2 separate regions of the Homo sapiens genome follow, and region 1 is linked to region 2. Evidence: read pairs that join two places in POLR2A ChIA-PET (ENCODE). Cell type or tissue: CD4-positive, alpha-beta T cell. All regions are shown on one strand. Links, peaks and the distances in the headings refer to the core of each region. The heading gives the core; the rest is flanking DNA.

What was found. ChIA-PET counts read pairs that join two places held together with the same protein. Peaks named below come from ENCODE experiments on the same cell type or tissue, not always from the same donor. Only the 100,000 strongest peaks of a DNase experiment are listed, where the experiment ranks them.
Region 1: POLR2A ChIA-PET joins it to region 2 with 5 read pairs; 5 of 35 experiments call an interaction of 5 or more read pairs at or near these places.

The regions. Positions count from the first base shown.
Region 1 is chr2:60,931,979-60,934,835 of GRCh38, reverse strand. No RefSeq gene overlaps it. Among named protein-coding and RNA genes, the nearest start is that of REL, 52 kb to the right of the region's middle. In CD4-positive, alpha-beta T cell, for the core only: no CTCF peak of the experiment used is centred there; no DNase peak of the experiment used is centred there.
Region 2 is chr2:60,818,478-60,821,401 of GRCh38, reverse strand. No RefSeq gene overlaps it. Among named protein-coding and RNA genes, the nearest start is that of REL-DT, 61 kb to the left of the region's middle. RefSeq lists a silencer at 1,697-1,746. In CD4-positive, alpha-beta T cell, for the core only: no CTCF peak of the experiment used is centred there; a DNase peak (open chromatin) is centred at 1,681; H3K4me3 peaks cover 326 bases; H3K27ac peaks cover 1,349 bases.

The DNA.
Region 1 (2,857 bases), core at 358-2,857, 110 kb before region 2:
TTATGTTGCCCAGGCTGGTCTCGAACTCCTGGGTCAAACCATCCTCAGGCCTTGACCTCCTGAAGTGCTGGGATTACAAGCGTGAGCCACGGTGCCTGGTCAAGATGCAAAAATTTTCAACAAAATACTAATAAACAAATTCAACAGCACTCTGAAAAGATTAATCACCATGACCAAGTGAGATTTATGTCAGGGATTCACAGATGGTTCAACATATGCCAATCTATAAATATAATACACCACATTAACAGAATGAAGGACAAAAACCACACGATCAAGTATTTGACAAAATTTAACATCCTTTCATGATAAAAGCTCTCAATGAATTAGGAGTAGAAGGAGTGTACTTCAAAAGTAAAGGCCATATGTGACAAACCCACAGCTAACACCATACTCAACAGTGAAAAACTGAAAGCTTTTCCTCTAAGATCAGGAATAATCCAAGGACTTCCACTTTCATTTCTGTTTAACATAGTACTGGAACTGGAAGTCCTAGCCAGAGCGATTAGGCAAGAGAAAGAAGTAAAAGGCATCCAAATTGGAAAGGAAGGAGACTGTCCCTGTTTGCAAGTGATGATTTTATATATAGAAAAGCTGAAAGAATCCACCAAAAAGACTGTTAGAACTAATAAACAAATTCAGTAAAGTTGCAGGCATATCAATATACAACAAGCAGTAGTGTCACAAAATATAAAATACTTAGGAATAAATTTAACCAAGAAGGTAAAATATCTCTACACTGAAAACTGTAAAACATTGACATAAGAAATTAAAGTCACAAATAAATGCAAAAATATCCCACATTCATAGATTGGAAGACTTAATATTGCTAAAATGTCCATACTAACCAAAGTGATCTAAAGATTCAGTGCAATCCCTGTCAAAATTCCAATGATATTTTCCACAGAAATCGAAAAAACAATCCTAAAATTCATATGGAACCACTAAAGACCCTGAATAGCCAAAGCAATCTTGAGCAAAAAGAACAAAGCTAGAGATATCACAATACCTGATTTCAAAATTACTACAAAGCCATAGTAATCAAAACATTTTTGTACTGGCATAAAAACAGACACTTAAACCAAAAGAATAGGAAAGAGAGCCCAGGAATAAATCCATATATTTACAGCCAGCTGATTTTTTACAAACGTGTGAAGAAACTTAATGGGAAAAGACAGTCCCTTTAATAAATTGTGCTGGGACAACTGGATATCCACATACAGAATAATGAAGTTAGACCCTTATCTCACACCATATTAAAAACTCAACTGACAGTGACCTAAATCTAAGACCCAAAACTGTAAACTATTAGAAGAAAACGTAGAGAAAAAGCTCCATGACACTGGTCTGGGCAATTATTTGAATATGACCCTAAAAGCACAGGTAACAACAACAAAAAAAAGACAAATCAAATGGGACTATATCAAACAAAAGCTTCTGCACTGCAAAGGAAACTATCAACAGAGTGAAGAGACAACTTATGGAATGGAATAAAATATTTATAAGCCATACATCTAATGAGGGGTTAATATCCAAAATATACAACGAACTCCAACAACTCAATACCAAGAAAACAGCCTGATTAAAAGATGGGGAAAGGACCTGAGTAGACATTTCTCAAAAGAAGACATACAAATGGCCAACAGGTTTAAGACATGCAAATGCTTACCATCACTTACCAGGAAAATGCAAATTTAAAACCACAGTGAGGCACCGCCTCAAAACTATTAGAATGGCTATTACCAAAAAAGATGAAAGACAACAAGTGTTGGCAAGGATACGGAGTAAAGAGAACTTCTGGCACACTGTTGGTGGGAATATAAACAGAAAACAAAATTTAAAATAGAACTACCACATGATCCAGCAATCCTACTATTTAGGTATATGTATCCCAAGGAAATAAAATCAGTATGTTGAAGAGATATCTGACTCCCATGGTCTCTGCAGCATTATTCATAATAGCCAAGATATGGCATCAACCTATGCATCAATCAATCAATAGATAAATGAAGAAAATGTGGTGTATATGTACAATGAAATATTATTCACCCATAAGAAAGGAAATTCTGTCATTTGAAACAACGTGGATGAACCTGAAGAACATTATGTTAAGTGAAATAAGTCAGGCACAGAAAGACAACTACTGCATGATCTCACCTATATGTGGAATCTAAAATAGTTGAACTCATAGAAGTAGGGTAGAATGGTTGTTACTAGAACTGCGGAGGTGAGAGTGGGATAGGGGTTGCGGAGTTGGGGAGATGTTGGTCAAAGGATTTAAAATTTCAGCTTGATAGGAATAAGTTTAAGAGATCTACTGTACAACATGGTGACTATAGTTAATAACAAATATATTCTTCAAAGTTGCTAAGAGTAGATCTTAAGTGTTCTTACAAAATAACTAAGTGAAGTAATACATGTTCATTAGCTCAGTTTAGCCATTCCACAACGTATGCATATTTCAAAACATCATGTTGAACAAGATAAATATTAATATATACAGTTTTGTCAATTAAAAAAAAAAGGATTTAAGAAAAGAGGAGGCCAGGCCAGCTATGGTGACTCACGCTTGTAATCCCAGCACTTTGGGAGGCCAAGGCGGGTGAATCACTTGAGCCCAAGAGTTTGAGACCAGCCTGGGTAACATGATGAAACTCTGACAAAAAATACAAAAATTGGCCAGGCATGGTGGCATGCGCCTGTAGTCCCAGCTACTTGGGAGGCTGAGGCGGGAGGATCTCTTGAGCCCAGGAGGCAGAAGTTGCAGTGAGATGTGATTGTGCCACTGCACTCCAGCCTTGATGACAGAGTGAGACTCTGTCTCAAAAAAGAGAAGAGACACCCTAGATCTCCATCC
Region 2 (2,924 bases), core at 276-2,775:
ACTCCATCTCAAAAACCCCAAAAATCAAAAGGTGATATTGCCCCCAAGGGGCTGAAAATTGTTTACTGAGAGGGATGTGTATGTGGAAAAAAATCTTAGACATTACAATGGTTTGTGGCCTTTAGATATGCTGACATACAGTAATGTCATGGGGAGAGGAGCGATAAGAAAAAAAATATCTTCCAAGGCTCCTGAGGGGGTGAAAATGAAAAAAGCTTGAGAAACATCAGTCTAGATAAGTCTGGACTTTCTCATATCTCCAAAGCAGAACCTGCAAGGGTGATCTCACTCTTTGGTCAAGGAGAGTAAATTGGGAATAATAAGCCTCACAACGCAGAGATGCCCAGGGAAAACCAAACAGCTAGGCCAGGTGTAGTAGCTGCCGTCTAACATCCCAGCACTTTGGGAGGCCAAGGCAGGTGGATAGCTTGAGCCCAGGAGTTCAAGACCAGCCTGGGCAACATGGGGAAACCCCATCTCTATAAAAAATACAAAAATTAGCCAGAAGTGGTGGTACATACCTGTAGCCCTAGCTACTAGGAAAGCTGAGGTGGGAGGATCACTTGAGCCTGGGAGGTTGAGGCTGCAGAGAGCCAGGATCGTGATGTGGACAGGAGACAAGGAAGTACTGGGTAGAACAGGGTGGTTCCCCGGCAAAGACCTCACCCTCAAGCCTGAAGACCTGTGGCCCTAAACGAGGACAGGCATTCCTGTTTTCACGCCCCAAAAGTTGCCTTTTGGCCTGCCATGGCCCCTATCCTGTACCATCCTGTACCCATATAAACACCAAACCCCAGGCTCCAGAAGCAGACAAGCAGGTGAAAAGATGAGAAGACAAGCAGATGCAGGGTGGAATGGAGGGCGCGGCAGAGAAAGACAGAAGAGGAGAAACATCTGAACGCCGAGAGGAGTTGGGCTGTTGGTGGTGGGAGAGGAGTTCAGCTCTGGACGGCCCGGCTCCAGGGGAAGACTGTCTTCCCACTCCATCCCCTGCTTCTGTCTCTCTATCCATCCCCGCTGAGAGCCACCTCCACTACTCAGTGAAATTCTCACATTTATCCTTCAAGTTCGTGTGTGACTGGTTTTTCTGGGATGCTGGACAAGAGCTTAGGATACAGAAAGCTGTCACATTGGCCCTCTGCCCTTGCGGAAAGGCAGAGGGTCCACGGAGCTGGTTAACACTTGAGCCGTCCATGGACCGCAAGGCTAAAGGGGCACATTGTAACACACGCCCACTTGGGCCCCTGCACCTGTCCATCTGCGTGCTCCCCCTCCCTTAAGGGCTTTGAGCAACGGTGGCGGTGGCGACCCAACAGGTGAGCCACACCCCTGTTGTGCATCCTGCGGGGGGATCAGGGAACTCTACCATTTCGGTCATGCCACTGCACTCCAGCCTGGGTGACAGAACGACACCCTGTCTCCAAAATAAATAAATAAAACAAAAACTAAAACTAAAACTCCCAAATCGCTAAATTCTTGTGTGCATGTCGGGTAGGGTAGGGGCTTGTAGGGACAAGGACACAATGGCGCCCTGAAAGGACAGGTAAGTAACCACAGTCTAGATAGATCCTGCTCTAGTCGGCACAGGGACCACCTGACATAGAAGAGGAAAAGTTTCTTGGGTTCACACCTTTCGTTGAGGGAGGAAGTGATGAATGTCTCCGTAGGCCCTGCTGGGCGTCACTGAAGATCAGATCCGGCGTGGAGGAAGCTCGGGAACCACAACACAGCCGCCACACTCGAGGCTTACTCGGCACCTCTCACCCATTGTTCTCCTTTAACTCATGCATGATGTTTCCGCCCTCAGCAGGTCTTCCCTTGTGAGCGAATGGAAAGAAAGTAAAAAATCTGGAAAGAATGAATGCACCAAAGAGAGAGCAAAAACCATGAATCAAGCCAGAGGGAGACACACTCAGCCCACAGACACCAGGAAGGAAGGGAGGCTTTGAGAGAAGGCTTGCAGCTCTCCTTCACCCCTGTTCTCTGTAAGCCAGGTGTCTGGTGGGCCGCTCACTGCATCTGAGGGGTATGTGGCCAGCTGTGAGAAGGACCACAGGGGCAGTGCACCCCACCAGGCCAGGCACTGCCTTCAGCCCTGGATGATACATACCGGCAGTGTAGGACGGTGGTGGAACCCACTCATAACCAGTGTGGCCTGAGCAGGTTACAGACCCATCCATTCTTTAGCTTTCTGTGCTTTGGTCTCCTCATCTGCAGAACAGGGCTGGGAATAATGGTCTCTTCCTCACTGTGGTGTTACGAGGATTCAATTGGTGAATATATGTTAAGTACTCAGAACAGATCTTGGGACATAGTCTCGCTATGTGGGCACTGGCTTTCTTTTTTTTTTTTTTGAGACAGGGTCTCGCTCTGTTGCTCAGGCTGGAGTACAGTGGCAAGATCATGGCTCACTGCAGCCTTGAACTCCTGGGCTCAAGGGATCCTCCCCACTCAGCTTCCCAAATAGCTAGGACCATGGGTGTGCTACTATCCTTGGCTAATTTTAAATATATATTTTGTAGAGATGGGGTCTTGCTACATCGCCCAGCCTGGTCTTGAATTCCTGGCCTCAAGTGATTCTCCCACCTTGGCCTCCCAAAGCATTGGAATTACAGATGTGAGCCACCACACCCCACCAAGGACTGGCTTTTATTATTACAAAAAACAAGTGATACCGGCCCTCAAGTTGCTCCCACACTAGGGAGGGTACCACCTTTCCATTTCTTATTCAACTGAAAAGGCTGACAGGAAAGAATGACTTTAATAATACTTTTGCCTGTTCTTATCTAGACTTCAGGCAGGGATACTGCTGCCCCCTTGGGGTTGTCATTTCTTGACTGACTCACTTTCCCCTTCTTTCCCCCTCAGCAGCCAGGCTCCCAAAGGGGATGATCACTGACTTTGGGGTGGGGGTGGGATATGTA